3 separate regions of the Homo sapiens genome follow, and all the other regions are linked to region 3. A link is a loop called in an ENCODE intact Hi-C map of the cell type or tissue named here. Cell type or tissue: ovary. All regions are shown on one strand. Each heading gives the region's core, and the rest is flanking DNA. Links, peaks and the distances in the headings are about the cores only.

The links. Peaks named below come from ENCODE experiments on the same cell type or tissue, not always from the same donor. Only the 100,000 strongest peaks of a DNase experiment are listed, where the experiment ranks them.
Region 1: a loop joins it to region 3, with 7 times the contacts of the local background. A loop is called at or near these places in 64 of 110 quality-filtered maps.
Region 2: a loop joins it to region 3, with 7 times the contacts of the local background. A loop is called at or near these places in 108 of 110 quality-filtered maps.

Annotation. Positions count from the first base shown.
Region 1 is chr9:126,778,320-126,784,764 of GRCh38, reverse strand. No RefSeq gene overlaps it. Among named protein-coding and RNA genes, the nearest start is that of ZBTB43, 23 kb to the left of the region's middle. RefSeq lists an enhancer at 5,043-5,212. In ovary, for the core only: a CTCF peak has its summit at 2,769 (motif pointing right); a DNase peak (open chromatin) is centred at 2,814.
Region 2 is chr9:126,554,471-126,561,732 of GRCh38, reverse strand. No RefSeq gene overlaps it. Among named protein-coding and RNA genes, the nearest start is that of LMX1B-DT, 56 kb to the left of the region's middle. RefSeq lists an enhancer at 4,271-4,847. In ovary, for the core only: a CTCF peak has its summit at 3,448; a DNase peak (open chromatin) is centred at 3,492.
Region 3 is chr9:126,498,049-126,503,048 of GRCh38, reverse strand. All of the region lies in intron 9 of MVB12B (multivesicular body subunit 12B), which reads right to left. Among named protein-coding and RNA genes, the nearest start is that of NRON, 90 kb to the right of the region's middle. RefSeq lists a silencer at 3,505-3,799. In ovary, for the core only: CTCF peaks have their summits at 1,984 (motif pointing left) and 3,704 (motif pointing left); DNase peaks (open chromatin) are centred at 1,958 and 3,723; H3K4me3 peaks cover 934 bases; H3K27ac peaks cover 1,443 bases.

The DNA.
Region 1 (6,445 bases), core at 1-5,000, 280 kb before region 3:
TGGGAAAATGACTCAATCGCTGAGCCTCAGTTTCGTCAGCTGTAAAATGGGGTCATCATACTGGCCTCAGAAGAATGTTGTGGAGACTCAATGAGAATGCAAAGAAGCCGTTAGCACAGTGCCCAGTGTCTAAAATGCGTTCTGTAAGCATCAGGAGGGGAGGGGGAAAAGTGGGCCGGGGACGGCGGAGCTGCCACGGTTCCAATAGCTCTCCAGTTCCTGGTTCCAGACCTTCCGGGAGGCCTGCAGGGAATGGGTGTTGCTGCATATGGCGGAGGTGGAGGTCCATTTCATGTTTTCCACATGGGTACTCAATTTCGTCCCAAAATTACTTACTGAAGACTCTCTCTGTCCCCTACTGCTCTGTGGACCACCTCTGTCATGGATTATGTGCCTGTGTGTTTGAGGGTCTGCTTCTGGGTTCTACCTTCCCCTCTATTAGTCTTTGTGTCTGTCCTTGTGCTGAAACCACACTGTTTTAATGACTAGAGCGTTGTGATAAGGATGGCCTGACCCCTCCTACCTGTTGCCCTTGAGAACCTCTCAGCTATTCTTAGCCAGTGTTCTAAAAAAAATGCATGCCAAGTCTCATCACTCCCAGCCTAGTCTCCTCTGATGGCTTATTAAAAGGAACTAATGCTGGGAATTTGGCAAGGCCTTAGGAAGGGCTGGAATAAGGCCCATGTTGCTACTGGGAGCCAGGCAGTATTCTTTCTCCTTGCCTAAGCAGTTTTTTTCTCCCTAACCTGCCCTCACTCTCAAGTCTTTTTTACATAGATTAACCTCTAGCTTGTTTATGTGAGATTCACCATTCACCCAGAATCCCCACAAGAGAAGGGCGGCCAGGAGCTGAATCAGCAAGCAAGACTCCTTCTCCTTTACCAGGACAAGGGTGTGGAAGGGGAAGGTGGCTTCTCAAACATCGATCATTTTCTCTCTGGACACCTGGCTGGGCACAGTGGCTCACACCTATAATCCCAGCACTTTGGGAGGCCGAGGAGGGCAGATCACTTGAGGTCAGGAGTTCCAGACCAGCCTGGCCAACATGGTGAAACCCCATTTCTACTAAAAATTAAAAAAAAAAAAATTAGCAGGCTGTGGTGGTGCACACCTGTAGCTACTCAGGAGGCTGAGGGCAGGAGAATTGCTTGAACCTGGGAGGCGGAGGTTGCAGTGAGCCGAGATCGTGCCACTGTACTCCAGCCTGGGCAACAAGAGCAAGACTCTGTCTCAAAACAAAAAACAAACAAACAAAAAACTGTGCGTCACTGGCCCTGATTCTTTAGTCCCCCTGCATGTGCACCCTTTGCCATGTAACTTCATGGTCTTTCCCACCAAAGGTGGAGAATGCTCCCACCCTTGACTGCTCTTGGCCAGTGAGATGTGGTGGGAGAAGTATGGGCCTCATTTTAGTGAACGTCACCTCCAGGTGTCCAGTTTTGCAGAAATGTGAGCCATGGATACTTCTTGGGCTCTATTTCCAGCTTCAATCTCCACATCCATCCACTATCTCCACTCCTGTCTCCTCTGCCCTAGTTCAGGCTCCCTCCCCCAACCCCATCCTCTCTCACCTGACTACAGCGGCTTCCAAATTGGGCTCCCTGACTCCAGCCTTCCCCCACCCTGCTCCCTACACTGCGATGCTTCACTGTGCAGCCCGAGGGTTATTTTAAAAACACAAATCCCAGCACTTTGGGAGGCCAAGGCGGACGGATCACGAGGTCAGGAGATGGAGACCATCCTGGTTAACACGGTGAAACCCCGTCTCTACTAAAAATACACAAAATTAGCTGGGCGTGGTGGCGGGCGCCTGTAGTCCCAGCTACTCGGGAGGCTGAGGCAGGAGAATGGCGTGAACCCGGAAGGCGGAGCTTGCAGTGAGCCAAGATTGCACCACTGCACTCCAGCCTATGCGACACAGTGAGACTCTGTCTCAAAAAACAAAACGAAACAAACCCCCAAAAAACCACAAATCTGCTCGTGTTCCTCCCTACCTCTCTTCTCTCCATGGTGCCCCATGCTCTAAAGCTATAGGTTCAAATCCAGTAGCCCCGGACCTTCTGCTGCAGTCTTATCTCAGGCCCTCCCCATTCTCACTCCTTTTCCCTCACACTGGCTTGCTTGCTTTCTCCTCTCTCCCTTGTTCTTTCTTTCTTTTTGTTTTGTTTTTTTTGAGATGGAGTCTTGCTCTGTCGCCCAGGCTGGAGTGCAGTGGTGTGATCTTGGCTCACTGCAACCTCCGCCTCCCAGGTTCAAGCAATTCTCCCGCCTCAGCCTCCCGAGTAGGTGGGATTACAGGTGCCTGCCACCACGGCCGGCTAATTTTTGTATTTTTAGTAGAAACAGGATTTCATCATGTTGGCCATGGTGGGGAGTGATCAAGGGAATCCTCTGGCTTTGGGGTTCTCTCACAGCCTGAGTGTTTTCATCTGTCAAATGAGCACGGCAGCAAGATCACAGCACCTGCAGTGATACAACAAATGTCAGTGATGTAGGCCAGTGCTTGGCACACAGTGAATGCAGGTGAGGGGGCCTCCGTGATTCCCAGGCCCCCATGAACCCCAGGCACACCCAGGTTATCATGCTGGGGTAGGTCCCCAGAGATCCGAGTCTGAGTCCTATTTCTCCCTAGACCCCGGGAGAATGACTGAGTGAACAATTAAAAATCTAAACTGTGTTTTTGGAATGTTTCTGGAAGCTCCAGGCCTGATTGTCCTGGAACCCCTCCTCTCTCTCCCTGCTCAGAACTCGAAATTGGTCTCTAGCTGGCCTCCGGGGGAGCGGCAGTTTAGCATACGGCCAGCAGATGGCGCTGAAAGCTAAGGGAAGACGCCCCCTCCCCTGGGGCTCCTCCCGTCCCCTCCCGTCCCCTCCCGTTTGCCAACTCCAGCTCCCAGGCTGCCCTTCCAGCAGGGGCGAGGCGCCCTCGGCCGTCTCCTGGGAACCCAGGCCCATTTTGGAGAAGCAGAAAGAAAGCCCAAAACCCTGCTGGGATTCCTGGTTGGGGCCTTACACCCCGGAGACCTCCCCGACCTCCGCTCCCTGGCCTCCCTCCCAGGAAATCACTTAATAAATAGGGCGCGAGGATCCCAAGTGAGAGGAGGTTTTCCTCGGAAGAGCCACTTCATCTGTGAACAAGGAACTATGAAACATCTAAGAGCAGTCTGTGACCTCCCCGTCCATCCTGTGTAAAATATGAAATAAGAGTTTTAATTACCAAGCTTGGAAGGCAGCCGACGTGTTTAATATTTAATGTCTCCGATGCTTGTGCCCCAGGCGTGCCAGCACTGACAGAATCGGGGTTTCCCTTGGGTTGGCTCTAAATGTGCTTGGAGAAGGGCCAGGCAGCCCCCTTCCCCATCACCTGGGAGCCTCTTGTAGCCCTGCCTGGACCCAGGCTCGCCCTGGTCCTCCCACTCCCTGAGGGACCCCTGCTAAGGGGGCCGGTCTCCCACCCTAAGACCAGGACCTGGAGCTCTATGAAGGCATCTAGTTCTCGACTCAGTCCAGCTCCTGGCAGGAGTGGAAGTCAATGAAGTCAGGCAGCGAGAACAAATAGAGGGGCCAGACCCATAGACCTGTTTTTCTGTTTGTTTGTTTGCTTTTTTTGTTTTTTTTTTTTTTTGAGACGGAGTCTCACCCTGTCACCTAGGCTGGAGTGCAATGGTGCAATTTCGGCTCACTGCAACCTCTGCCTCCCAGGTTCAAATGATTCTCCTGCCTCAGCCTCCTGAGTAGGTGGGATTACAGGCATCCGCCACCACACCTGGCTAATTTTTGTATTTTTAGTAGAGACTAAAAATGGTCAGGCTGGTCTTGAACTCCTGACCTCGTGATTCGCCCGCCTCGGCCTCCCAAAGTGCTGGGATTACAGGTGTGAGCCACCGCGCCCGGGCTTTTGTTTTTTGTTTTTGTTTTGTTTTGTTTTGTTTTGAGATGGAGTCTTGCTCTGTCACCCAGGCTGGAGTGCAGTGGTGCCCTCTTGGCTCACTGCAGCCCTGCCTCCCGGGTTCAAGCACTTCTCCTGCCTCAGCCTCCCGAATAGCTGGGATTACAGGTGAGCACCACCACGCCTGGCTAATCTTTGTATTTTTAGTAGAGATGGGGTTTCACCATGTTGGCCAGGCTGGTCTTGAACTCCTGACCTCAAGTGATCCGCCCACCTCGGCCTCCCGAAGTGCTAGGATTACAGGCATGAGCCACCGTGCCTGGCCCAAACCTGGGTTTGAATTCTGTTTTCCTGCAAGCTATCAGCCTCTCTGGGAATGACTTTTATTATCCATAAGGTGGAGAATGTATCTCCTATGTTATGGGTTGTTAATGGTAATAGATTGCCACTTTCGAGGCTTAGTATGTGCCTGGAGCCCTGCTAAGCTCTTCGCATTTACTGAGTGCTTGTCATTTACAACAGCTCTGCCAGGTGGCTAAGATGAGATTTGAACCCAAGATATTCTGACTCCAGAGCTTATGACTCTGAAAGCCTATATGCAAAAGCACCAGGGATTTGGAGCTTGAAGGGGACAGGGCCACCCAGTCTTAGGCCCTAGTTTGTCATATACTGTGGCCCCTCCTCCTGTCTCATAGACAACCAAGAAGATTGCAAACGGGGGCTCAGGACAGGAGCCCAAACCAAATCAACCACATTCCTGTTTTTTGTTGCACGTTTCGACTTCCTGAAGAGAGGTGGTGAGCAAGCAAACTGCATTTGATTTTTGTTTTTTTTGTGTGTGTGTTTGTTGTTGTTGTTGTTTGGAGACAGGGTCTCACTTTGTCACCCAGGCTGGAGTGCAGTGGCATGCTCTTGGCTCACTGCAGCCTCGACCTCACAGGGCTCAAGCAATCCTCCTGTGTCAGCCCTTCAAGCCAATCAGCTGGGATACAGGTGCGTGCCACTAGGCTCAGCTAAATGTTGTATTTTTTGTAGAGACAGGTTTTGCGATGTTGTCCAGGCTGATGCATTTGCTTTTTGATGAGTTGATTGGCACCTTCAGTGTGAGTGGAGTTTGAGGGGCCATCTTGGGACTAGCCATGCACCTTGGTTTGTCTTAGACCTATGCACCATCCCTTGTCCAGCTGGCTATAGCCAAGTTAGTGCCCGTGTCACCTCCCTAGCAGAGCACAGCACATGGATGTTATGATGGGCCATGAGGAGGTGCATCAGCAGTTGGAGCCACTTGTGTTAAAAGATAACCAAGGCTGGGGCGGTGGCTCACGCCTGTAATCCCAAGCACTTTGGGAGGCTGAGGCAGGTGGATCACGAGGTCAGGAGACCGAGACCATCCTGGCTAACACGGTGAAACTCCATCTCTACTAAAAATACAAAAAATTAGCCGAGCGTGGTGGCACGCGCCTGTAGTCCCAGCTACTTGGGAGGCTGAGACGGAGAATCTCTTGAACCTGGGAGGTGGAGGTTGCAGTGAGCTGAGATTGCGCCAGTGCACTTCAGCCTGGGCAACAGAGTGAGACTCCATCTCAAAAAAAAAAAAAAAAAAAAAAGACAACCGAGGCTGGGCACAGTGAACCACACCTGTAATCCCAGCACTTTGGGAGGCCGAGGCGGGCAGATCACAAGGTCAGGAGATCCAGACCAGCCTGGCCAACAGGGTGAAACCTCCCCCATCTCTACTAAAAAAGTATAAAAATTAGCCAGGCATGGTGGTACATGCCTGTAATCCCCGCTACTCGGGAGGTTGAGGCAGGAGAATTGCTTGAACCCAGGAGGTAGAGGTTGCAGTGAGCTGAGATCGAGCCACTGCACTCCAGTCTGGGCGACAGAGCAAGACTCTGTCTCAAAAATAAATAAATAAATAAAAAGAGAGAGAGGTGTTGAGAAGCTCATTTGATCCTCATCAGATAGGCTCATGCTGGTGAAGACAGGGGGATGCAGAAACTCTGGTCCTGGCAGGACAGTGAACTGGTGTGGCCACTGTTGAGAGTACGCAACCCATGCCCAGGCAATTCCACTTCCAGGCACAAGCCCCAGAGCAACTTGCACACAAGTAGACAAAGACACTTGCCTGAGGATATCCCTCCTGAAAGCATTTATTTGTACTGGCCAAGGGATGGAAACAACCGAAGTGTCCACTTGTAAAGGAATGGGTAGGTTACCGGTAACATAGCCGAGTAATGAAACCCCATGCCGCAGCTCCATGGAATAAGTGAGAATGATGTGCTTTAGCTCTGGAAGATGGTAAAAATGTAATGCCAAACGAAAAGTCCTGCAAATACTACTTATGAATGCTGCAATCTATGATTTCATGGACACACACACACTGATGACAGAAGAATGTTTGCCTGTGGGAGAGGGGAGAGAGACAGGAGTGGGTGGGAGAAAGTGGGTGAAAGAATCAAAAACAAAAGAAACACACCAGAGGACCCACGTGTGGTCTCTAGTGATTGTGAGCTGAGCTGACGGTCGTGATTGACCTAGTTCCGAGCATCTGAG
Region 2 (7,262 bases), core at 886-5,885, 58 kb before region 3:
GAGGGAGTAGGCAGCATGTCTGGGTCACACAGGGGAGGAGACAGGAGGCAGGAACTCACCTCGCGTCCCGAGGATGGTTTGGCCTGGGAAAGTTGTGCTCAACAGATGATGCTTCTCTGGTGTGGGAGCCCACAGTCTGCTGGATGTGAGGGCAGCCCTTCTCTCTATAAAAATACAATTTTTTAAACTGTTAGAACTAATAAACAAACAAAGTTGCAGGGTACAAAATCAATGCACAAGAATCAGTAGCATTTCTATATACTAACAACAAACTATCTGAAAAGAAATCAAGAGTCAATCCCATTTACAATAGAGAGCAAAAAAAGAAAATGCTTAGGAATAAGTTTAACCAAGGAGGTGAAAGACCTGCACACTGAAAACTATGAGACATTGATGAAAGAAATCAAAGGTTATTGTTTTAATAAGCCTTTTAATGCTACAGTCGGTTGTGTGATAATGCCTGCTTTGAAAACCAAATTTGCTCCGGCACAATTAATTAACTTATTCATTTGGGAAAATTTGAGCATTACTCGAATTTCCCATTTTCTTATGCATGATTTTGTCTACAAGAAACACTAGGAATATTTCATCCAGCTGAACTAGGTTGTAGGAATACACAAAACACATACTCCCCTCCAATTGCTACTATAGCTAACTCCATTCACCATGCATGTCAGCCACATCCATTCAGATCCCTTATTAGGTGCATCATATTACTCTAAAAGATGAGCAGCAATGAATATGTACACCTGGTGTTCTTTGTCACACCAACATTGGTCATTTCAGGTTTTTTTTTTTAATTTGCTGTTAACTGTTTAAAATATTTATTTTCTAGTCATTATGAGTCAAATCAACGTGTGTCACTGATGAAGTATTTGAGTGTCAGGCCCCTAATCTCATTTTTGCCCTGTGATTTCTTTTTTTTTTTTTTGAGATAGAGTTTCGCTCTTGTTGTTCAGGCTGGAATGCAATGGCACGATCTCGGCTCACTACAACCTCTGCTTCCCGGATTCAAGCGATTCTCCTGCCTCAGCCTCCCGAGTGGCTGGGAATATAGGCGTGCGCTACCACGCCCGGCTAATTTTGTATTTTCAGTAGTGATGGGGTTTCTCCATGTTGGTCAGGCTGGTCTCGAACTCCCGACCTCAGGTGATCCGCCTGCCTTGGCCTCCCAAAGTGCTGGGATTGCAGGTGTGAGCCACTGCGTCCAGCCTTGTGATGTGTGTTTGTTGCTAGTTTTTGTTGTTGTTGCTAGCGTGTGTTTTAAAAAATTAATTGACTTCATTTTTTAGAGCAGTTTTAGGTTTACAGAAAAATTGAATGGAAAACACAGAGTTCCCATATGCTTTGCTTCCCTTTTATTAATTAGCATCTTGCATTAGTGCTCTACATTTGTTACATTTGATAAGCCAATGTTGATACATTATTAACTAAAGTCCATAGTTTACATTAGAATTTACTCTGTGTTGCAATTCTATGGGTTTTGACAAGCTTATAATGACATGTATCCATCATGATAGTATCATAAAGAATTGTTTCACTTCCCTAAAAGCCCCCAGTGCTCCCCTATTAATCCTTTCCTTTCTTATCCCCTAACCCCAATCCTTGGCAACAATTGATCTTTTGCCTATCTCCACAGTTTAGTCATTTCTAGAATGACATATAGTTGAAATCCTACAGTATGTAACCTTTTTCACATTGGCTTCTCCCACTTAGCAATATACATAGAAGATTTCTCCCTGTCTTTTCATGATTTGATAGCTCATTTCTTTTTATTGCCCAATAATATCCCATTGTCTGGATATACCATATTTTATTTATCTGATCACCTACGCAAGAACATCTTTGTTTCTTCCAACTTTTGGCAATTACGAATCAAGCTGCTATAAATACCCACGTGCAGGTTTTTGTGTGAACAGGTTTTCAGCTCGTTTGGGTAAACAACAAGGAGTGTGATTGCTGGCTCATGTGGTAAGAGTATGTTTCGTTTTATAAGAAACTGCCAAACTGTCTTCCAAAGTGACTGTATAATTTTGTATTCCCACCAGCAATGAATGAGAGTTTCTGATGCTCTGCATCCTCGCCAGCATTTGATGTTGTCAGTGTTGTGTATTTTGGCCATTCTGATAGATGTGTAGTGGTGTCTTGTTTTAGTCGCAGTTTCCTAATGAGGTAGGTTCAGCCTCTTTTCATATGCTTGTTTACCATCTCTATACCTTATTTGGTCAGGTGTCTGTTCAGGTCTTTTGCCCATTTTTAAATTGGGCTGTTTGTTTTCTCATGTGTTGAGTTTTAAGAGTTTTTTTTGTGTATTTTGTATGCCAGTACTTTTTCAGATATAAGTTTTGCAAATGTTTTGTTGAAGTCTGGCTTGTCTTTTCATTCCCTAAACAGTGTCTTTTGCAGAGCAGAAGTTTTAAATTTTAATAAAGTACAACTTATCATTAAAAAAATACATTTTTTTGTATTTTTTTAGTAGAGACAGGGTTCCATCTTGTTGGCTAGGCTGGTCTCGAACTCCTGACCTCAAGTGATTTGGCCACTTTGGTCTCCCAAAGTGCTGGGATTACAGGTGTAAGCCACCTGCTCGGCTGTATTTTTTTAGTAGAGACAGGGTTTCTTTTTTTTTTTTTTTTTTTTTTGCTGTTTACTCATTCACCCATTTATTCATCCATTCGTCCATTCATCCATTCCTTGTCCTGTTCATGGGTCCGTCTCATCCCAGGTGAAGACTGGAGAGTGGATGGAGGTGACTGGGAGTGGAAAGGCAGGCTGCTATCCTGGAGGAGGGTAAGGCCCTCAGTCCTCATTGCTGCCAGGCTTCTGTCCCCAAGGACAGTGCCCCTAAGGACTCAGTGAGGTAACCCACAGAAGGGCTTAACAGAGTTTCTGCACTGTTAAGTGCATAGCAAGCATCAGCTAACAACACGAAGCATATAATTCACGAGAACAATACACTTCACAAAACGTTTCCCCCTCCAGGATCCCTTTAAATCCAAACAACAGTACTAATTCGAGAAGTGGCTGTGATTCTCCCTGTGTTCCAGATAAGGAAACTGAGGTCCTGGTCAGCAGAGGGAGTTGCCCACAGTTGTCACAGAGATTGCAGCAGTGGGGGGCAGGCAGCCGGGCTGGTGGGACTGGCTGGATAGCAGAGCTCTCCTGTCCCACCTGACCACCATTCAGCCTGTTCTCTCCTGACCCTGCCCCAGAACAAACTATCCTACCGTCCACCAGTGCCATTCCCCACTGTCTGAAATTTTTCTTCTTTTAATTTTGCTTGTTACTAGCAGAAATCACATGATTGGATTTCTTGCTTATTATCCATGTCTCACACAGAAGTGTCAGCTCCAAGAGGGCAGGAACTTTGTCTTTTGTGTTTACTGACAAATCCTCAATGCCCAGGCAGGTCCTCAGAAAACACTTGCAGAATTATTTGATCCTCTTCCAAGGGGACAAATGAAGCCTGGTGCCAGCTGTGATGCAGTGCCCCATACCAGCCAGCAGATGGCAGCAGAGAACAAGGCACCTGACCGGTGGAGCCCAGGTGAAGTGCGCAGGTTTGACCTTCAAGGTTGGCAAAAGAAGGGGAGCTTCTGGCTGTGTGTGTTGCGGGGGAGCGGGGGGGGGGGAGGGGAATGGGGGTTGGGGGTGGTGGTTGGGGGTGGTGGTGGTGGTTATGCATCTTTTTGCACCTTCTCCCCCTAACCACTGGCCAGGCCTAAGGATCCCAATCTGCTGGAAGGCAGCCTTTTCTAGTAAAATACAAAAACAGCTATCATTGATTAAGCACAAAATTAAGCCAAATACATTGTTTCATTCTCACAACAGCCCTATTATTAGCCTCATTCTGCAGACCGGAAACTGAGGCGCCATAACATGCCCCAGGTTACACAGCCAGTGAGGCACCAAGACTGGAAGGTGACCTGGGACCCATTCCTGTCACCACCATGAGATAGGGCCTCCAAGCTTCTGTTGCTCTATGGTGGACTTGGGGGGGCTGCCCAGGAGGAGGTGAGCTCCTCATTGCCGGAGATGTGCAAACTGTGCCTGGTAGGCGTCTGCTGGAGAGGATGTACGGGCACCCAGATGCCCAAAGCCACTCCTGGCCAGGCAGGACCCAGAGCAAAATGAAGTGTGGGAATGTCCGCTCCAGAATTACTAAGAATTTCAACACAATGACAGGAGAGTATTAAGCCAGGGGCAGGACCCTTCTGAGTTCCAGGGTCTGTGTGACCACACAGGTCCAATGCCCTCCAAGCCAGATCTTTTGGATCGGAGGAAGAAGTGTGAGGAATGGGTCTCAGGGTCATCTCAAGGTCAGTACCATGCTAGGGGCCTGAAGGGATGGGCCTTGTGAAGTCAATGGGATGGAGAAGACAAGGAGTGGACTCGAGTCCCCTCCAGTCCGAGTTAGGAAGCCCGTGGAGACGTCAGCAGTCCAGCTCTGCAGGAGTTCAGGGAAACGTCCCCTGCGCACATTTCTTCTCGTAAGACAGGGCTTGCATCCCCGCACCTTTTATCTTTCCCTGCTGCCTGTGATTTATCTCCACGTGAAGGGCTGGGGCGGCCTCGGAGGCAAAGGGCCCTTCTGATGGTCCATGAATCTTTCCTTTGCCGATCCTCTGGTCACTCTCTGCGCGGCCAGGCGGGCCCACCACTTCCTCTCTGCCAAGTGAGGATTAGGGAGTCATAAAACAAGGAAGCCAAACCCCTGGCCAGCAGAGCGCACACATGGGCCTCAGATGCCGGCAGAGACATGAGGGCTGCCGGGACTTGAGCCTCAGAGGAGGACTCCTTCTTTGGGGGCCGCTATTCCCAGGTCCCTGCTCCATGGGGGGACTCCCTGGCCAAGCCTGGGGTCAGAGCTGGTCAGGACCACTCCTAAGGGGAGAGAAGGTCCCAGCTGAAGCCAGAAGTGGTCCCGGCCCACACCAGGGGGAGAGGGGCTCCAGGCTGAACGGAGTGTGCGGGCGGCCCTCAGAACGGGGGAGCACCCGCCATGTGCCGGGCACCAAACGCATGTCATTCTCATTCCCCCCAGGGCTGCCATCCTGGGGCTCCTGGGGAGAAGCCCCTTGCCAAGGCCCAGAGCCAGGAAGTGGTGGGGGCTGGGATCTGAACACAGGTGAATAGACAACAAAGCTTTACACCAAAGAAAAATAGTAAAACCATTATATTGGAAAAACAGGTGATTTATTCCCTAAATGTTATCTTTTTTAAAATCCTATTATAGGCCGGGCGCGGTGGCTCATGCCTGTAATCCCAGCACTTTGGGAGGCCGAGGCGGGCGGATCATGAGGTGAGGAGATCGAGACCACCCTGGCTAATACGGTGAAACCCCGTCTCTACTAAAAATACAAAAAATTAGCCGGGCGTGGTGGTGGGCGCCTGTAGTGCCAGCTACTCGGGAGGCTGAGGCAGGAGAATGGCGTGAACCTGGGAGGCGGAGCTTGCAGTGAGGTGAGTTCGTGCTACTACACTCCAGCCTAGGTGACACAGCAAGACTCCTTCTCAAAAAAAAAAAAAAAAAAAAAAATCCTATTATAAAAAGCATGTGGTACAGAATTCAAAAGTGGTATAAAATAAGATAATAAGGCTTTGAAGTGTCTGTCTTCCTCTCTTTCGCTCCCCTGTTGTCCACAGGTCCCTGGCCCCTCCCAAGAAGCAACCACTGATACCGGGGACTTAGAGATTTCCAGAGAGAGTCTACAGGTTGCAAATACCTGCTATTTCTTTTTTTCTCTTCTATATAAATGGTAGCATTCCGTGGACAATACCTGCACCTTACTTTTTTTTTTTTTTTTTTTTTTGAGACGGAGTCTCTCTCGTCACCCAGGCTGGAGTGCAGTGGTGCCATCTAGGTTCACTGCAGCCTCTGTCTCCCAGGTTCAAGTGATTCTCCTGCCTTAGCCTCCCAAGTAGCTGGGATTACAAGCGAGAGCCACCACACCCGGCTAATTTTTGTAGTTTTTTCGTACAGACGGGGTTTCACCATGTTGGCTGGGCTGGTCTCGAACTCCTGACCTCAAGTGATCTGCGCCAGCCTCAGTCTTCCAAAGTGCTGGGATTACAGATGTGAGCTACCATGCCCGGCCTGCACCTTATTTCTTCTTCCTTTTTTTTTTTTTTTTTTTTTTTTGATGGAGTCTCCCTCTTGTGGCCCAGGCTGGAGTGCAATGGTGAAATCTCAGCTCACTGCAACCTCCGCCTCCCAGGTTCAAGCGATTCTCCTGCCTCAGCCTACTGAGTAGCTGGGATTACAGGTGCGCGCCAACACGCCCGGCTAATTTTTTTGTATTTTTAGTAGAGATGGGGTTTCACAATGTTGGTCAGGCTGGTCTTGAACTCTGGACCTTGTGATCTGCCCACCTCGGCTTCCCAAAGTGCTGGGATTACAGGCATGAGCCACCGTGCCTGGCCAATTTCTTTATCTTAATATATCCCGGGAACTTTTCCATGTCAGAACATAAAGGGCTGCCTCATTCTTTTAAAATTTTTATTTTATTTTATTTTTGTTTTTTAGAGACAAGGTCTTGCTCTTTTGCCCAGGCTGGAGAGCAGTGGTGCCGTCATAGCTCACTGCAGCCTCGACCTCCTGGGCTCAAGTGGTCCTCTCACCTCAGCCTCCTGATACCTCATTCTTTTCAATGGCTGTATTGTGTGCCACCATAGAGCTGGAGTGTATCAGTCAGCTATTGCTGGGTAACAATTCTAAAACTTAGTGGTTTCCAACTAACTATGCATCGTATCTTACGTGTCTATGGATTTGACTGATCTTGGCTGGGCTCACGCAGGCATGTGTGGTCAGCTGGCAGTTTGGCTGGGGACTGGCTGGTTGTGGGCAGCCTTAGCCGGGCACCTCGGCTTTCCTCCTTGTGTCCCCCACATCCTCCAGCAGGTTGCCTAGACATAGGCCCATGGTGAGATGGGCAAAGCGAGTGATCCTAGTGCAGCAGGGGCAAGTGGAGTTGGCTGGCAATGCCCAAACCTCTGTTTGTGTCACATCTGCAAACATCCTGTTGGTCAGAGAAAGCCACATAGTGGGGGAAGACTCAGGGTGGGAGGGGACCACACGGTTACTGGTCAAGTATGTGAAGCTATTAAATTTAGGCCATTAGAGTGACCTGTCTCCCATATGGAGCTTAATTCACCTAGACCCTCGCCACTGAGGACGGAGGCACCAAAGTGCCCAGGCTGCTGCACACTCCCTCCCGCCTGGGGGAGTAGCAGGCCTGACACGGGTGAAGCCAGGCACAAGG
Region 3 (5,000 bases), core at 1-5,000:
CTGGCCAGGCCGGTGCCAGCCAGAGCCTGCCCTCGTGGGCCCCTGAACTGTGCATGTGGCGTGTGTGCGTGGACACGCCTGCGGGGGTGACAGGCTCCTGTGGTGATGACTGGTACCCTCCACAGTGCCTGCCTGCTCCCTGTGAGGCCAGGCCTGGCACCAGCAGTGTGTAAAACCACGGTGCCGCCCATCTGCCAGGCCCGTGCTGACTGTCATGGCCTCCCACCCAGCGGGACAGTTTTCATGCCCCTGCTGGTGAGGGTAGATTCTCAACCCCAAACCTGGCTGAGGCTGGTCTCAGCTGCCAGGCTCTAGGGACCCCTGATATGCTGGCTCCGCTGAAGCAAGGACCAATACCAGGTGGTGCCCAGGGTCATGGGAGGGGCCTCCACTGCTGTCCCTGGCACCATCCACACCCTCCCCATGCATTCCTCACAGAGTCCTCAGAGGCACCCCTGCTGAGGACTCCTGACAGGCCACAGCGGGGCCAGGGCAGCTGCCCGGTGGGGGGACCTTCCTCCACGGCTCAGCCCTGCTGCTCCCCTGTCTGGGGGCAGGAGTTAAGCCTCACGCCAGAGACCCCAGCTCACCTAACCGACCCTGGCTCACTAAATCGCGTTCCAAGTCTGATGGAAATTTAGAGAAGGGGTTAAGTACCTCTGAGGGGGCTAGGAGCACCTGTAGTTCACTTAAGAGGCCAGGTGAGGTCTCGGTGCCCAAACATAAGGCAGGGCATGTGGGCAGAGCAGGCACGGGGCACCCCAGCCACAGAAATGGGCTGGCAGCTGCCTGGCCGGACACAGGTGCAAGGCGTTGGGGCTGGGTGGGGTATGGGGAATGGCCTGGAACCCTGCGTCAAGGCAGCCTCATGGTCACATGGATTTTAGGAAGCAGGAGCTTAGATTAGATCAGTGGTTTTCAAGCATTTGAAGTATTTATTTGAAAAGTTTTAGCAGTAGAATTGTCATAAGAAGGGCTCCCCTGCAGACAGCAGGTGGAAGTGGAGCTGCCCTATGGGTGAGCTGACCATGAGCTGCAGCTCCTTGGGGGACACCTGTACACGGGCAGGCCAGGAAGGGAGGCCCTCAGGAACACGGCAGGGGTCACATCGCCCCAGCAGGAGGCGGAGCACTGCACCCAGCCCCAGGGAGGGCCCTGGGGTGCCCACGCCCTGCCCACCAGCAGGCGGCTTTCCAGGCCTGCCCAGCCCTCCCTGCTGCCCAGAGCGAGCCGCCTGCAGCAAGGAGCCCTCCCAAGGGCCCTGATGAGCGAGGAGGGCCGCAGGGCTGAGCCTTCAGGGGCACAGTGGGGCCCAAAAGCCATCCAACCATGAAGGAGCATGGGAGGCCTTTTTCCCTTAAAGTGGAAAACTGGTGGGGAGGCTGTGGCAGCCAGCAAGTCACAGCCCAGCACCACGTCCATGGCCACAGACTAGCGCCATGTCCACAGCCAAAGCCCAGCACTATGTCCATGGCTGCCACTGCTCCACAGTCCCCAGGCTGACCCGGGACAGATGGACAGACCCGAGTCTCAGCTGGGGCTGAGGCTGGCTCTGTCCCCGTGTGCACGGTGGGCTGAGCAGACATGTGGCCCCCAAACCGAAGGGAGCCCTGTTCACAGCATCTGCTGCCTGGCAGGGTGCAGAGGTAAGGACCCGAGGCTTCAGGGCTACTCAGGCAGGCTCCTCTCCTCTCCTGCCCTCAGTGAACTCATCTCTCAGGTGGGGTGATGCGCCCATGTCCAGGCCTGCCTGGAGGATGGAATGAGCGATGGTAGATCAGGGCCCGCCGCGCCCTAGCACTGAGCAAGCGATCACTGAGCATCTGGTTGCTCCAGAGAACCCACCATGCAGCGCCAGCTCTCTCACTCCAGCCCTCTCACTTTCCTGCTCGCCAACCACCAGGCACAGGCCGCGGTCAGGAGACTCCGGCTCCGGGAGGCTGAGGAGGGGGAGCTGCGCCAAAGTCTGGGAGGACACTGCCACCTGGTGGCCGCCTGGGCACATGCACGGCAGGGAACAGCGGCAAATTCATTCCCTGGCTGGCTTCATCAGCCCTCACTGACATCCGCCCTGCGCGGGACTCCCAAGGTAGCAGAGGAGGGGGCGGGCATGCCCAGCACAGCCCAGCATGAAGGCCACCTCCGAGGGCACATGCACGGGGCGTGGGGATCACCGGAGAGAGCAAGGAGGGCTTCGCGGGGCAGGGGGCATTCACATCTTGAAAGCAGATTCGGGGCCTGACTGGGGAAGGGCATGGACGGCACCTAGGGCAATAGGTGCCAAGGTGCAGAGGAGAGTGCCACGGGCACACATGCCTGCGGAGACAGCGGGGCTGAGGGCCTACGGCGTGGATAGTTAGGCCATCAGCCCCGGCTCAGGAGAGAACATGCAGCAGGCTTTTCAACTCTGAACGCACACCAGTCCCCGGGGGGTCCCGGTCAAATGCAGATTCTGACTGGGTAGGTCTGGGGCCAGGCCTGAGAATCTGCATTTCAAATAGCTCCCAGGTAACCCCATGCTGCTGGTCTGGGGATCAGTTTAGAGAATTCTACGACCCAATCACTGGAACCTGGGAATGGGTGTGGACATGGATGGGCAGAGAGGGAAGGGCCAGAGACCACACGCTGTGCAGAAAGGAGCTGGGGAAGGACTGGTTGGGGGAGGGGGTGGGACATGGCTTGGAGGTGCTCCACTTTGGATGCTCCAAGGCCATGCCAGGGAGATGCCTGCAAACGCGAAGCATCTCAGATGATAGAGGGAGAAAGCCCAGAGCCAGGTTCCTGCAGGGCAGTGGAGGGGCTGGGGGAGGCGTCCTGGGCCGCGCCCTTCTGCTCCTTCAGTAGGTCTTGCTGTATCTACTGGGCCGGGTTCCTGGGGGTGGCAGGGAGTGCTGAGGGCTGGCCGGCCAGAGAGAGCAGGTTAAGGGCGATTGCAGCCCCAGCCCGAGTGTCCACAGCCAGAGAGCCTAGGCCCGGGCCTAGCGGGAGCTTTCTGGATGGTGAGCGGGGGAGCAGGACGCTTCCACGCCTGTGTGAGCAACTGGCTGATTCGGCAGAGGGGCTGTCGTGGGGACCCTGTGCCGCTGTCCCAGTCTCTGTGGCCAGGAGTGGGGACAGGGTCACGGGGAGGGCATGGCTGGGCCCTCCGGGCTGGGCTGAGCTCCTCTCTCCCGGCCCGCGGGCTGGGGGAGGGCGGAGAAGGCGCCCCTTCCTGCCTGCACCACGCCGGTCCCCGCGAGGGCGCACAGATTGCGCCCCCACCCTCTCTCCCTCGGGATTTTTTCCCTTTTTAGGTTATCTTGGCTGGAGAAAAGCGCCACCCACCCCCGCTTCTTGTTTTCCCTAACTCCCCAAATGAAATTTCAACATATGTCCCGCGACATAATCCCCTCTGGCTGCGGCCGCCTTCCCGCAGACGCGGTCCCTGCCCGCTCCTCCCGCCGTGTTTACCCAGGAGACGGGGCCGCTTCTGGAAGCCCTTTCACTCCCTTGGGCAAACAGCGAGTACCTTTGAAGGTGGATTTGGACCCGGATCTGTTTACTCAAGACATTAGTCTCCTGCATAAGGAAAACCTGCACTTGCGAACAAACAGCAAATCCTTTTTGAATTAAAAAAATTTTCAATTAAAAAGCATTTGGTCCGCACAGCCCGGTCCAGCTGCGCAGCGCCGGGCCTGCGCCCTCTGGTGGGCACAGGCCGCCACTGCAGCAGCTGGGCAGCCCGGGCCTGAGGCCTCTCTCGGGAAAGAGATGTAACTGTCAGGGGTTCTGCCAGGGGTCCTGGAGGCTCTGCCAGGGGTCCCGGGGACCCTGCCACTGATGGAAGCAGGCGTCTCAGGCCACGGTGCGAGAGTCTCAGCTTCTAAAAGCCTTTTCTCATAGTGAGGTCAGTGTCCTGTGATAGAAGGTGCCAACTGCAGCTTCCAGCAGCACCTGGAAAGCACCCAGCTTCGAGGCAAAGAGGGGGCAATAGAACCTACTGGTCTACCCACAACTAGGACGATTCGTGTGCAAGTGCCTTGAAAGTGAAGAGAATTAGCCCTGGTTATGCATCAGAACCAAAGGCTTTAACCACAGTGATGCATGGCCCCCACCTGTGGTTGGCAGGAGTGGTCCTGGTTTAACCGGCACGGGGACACCAGCATTTTTTGAAAACACTCAGGTGATTTCAGTATTAATTGCACTAATCACCAGAGGGGAAGGCAAGTGCACTGCCCCTCCAGCCTCCTCCCTCCTTCCCACACCAGGTCTCATACTAAACACTCTAGAGGGCTCCAGACGAGAAAAGGCAGTAAGGGGCTGTTCCCAGCACCCGAGCTTTGCAGAGAAGGAAAGTGAAGCCCAAGAAAGGATCTGACTTCCTGAGGTCCCAGAGTGAGCTGGGCAATGCTGGACGAGGCCTGGGCCCAGAGAGGCGCAGGGGGCAGGCGCTGGGCTGGCTGGGAAACCTGCATTAGGGCAGGCATTGGCACCTACCTCTCCTGGGGTGCAACTCCAGCATGGGGGCCAGACCGACAGACATGAACTAGTGAGCTCACGGGTGAATCACGATAGGGCCAGGAATGGTGTAGTCCAGAGGGCAGGGGCTGGGCCAGGTGAGGACAGGTGGGAGGGAACCAAAGGGGCCAAGGCTGGGGCCAACGAGAAGAGTCTGGTGCAGGGGTGGACAGACACTGATGGGTGGGCTTGGGCAGGCGGATGGGCCTGGCCCTAGCACAGGCAGGGAGAGGTGGGGGAGATTCTGTACAGCAGCCCCACCTGTCTGCTTCTCCAAGCCCCCCCGGCTCAGCACTCCAGTCATCCCCCTCCATCTCAGGCACTCCCACGGCCTCGGCTATGATACAGGCTCTTCCTGTTTCTAAAATCCTAAAGCCTCAGCTTCCTCACATGAGGGGCTCCACGTCCTCATCTGTTTCCTGAAGATGAGGAATGCAGCCCTGGCTTCTGAAACGCTGCGGGAGGAGAGAGGCAGGGCCCAGCACAGTGCCCACGTCATATGG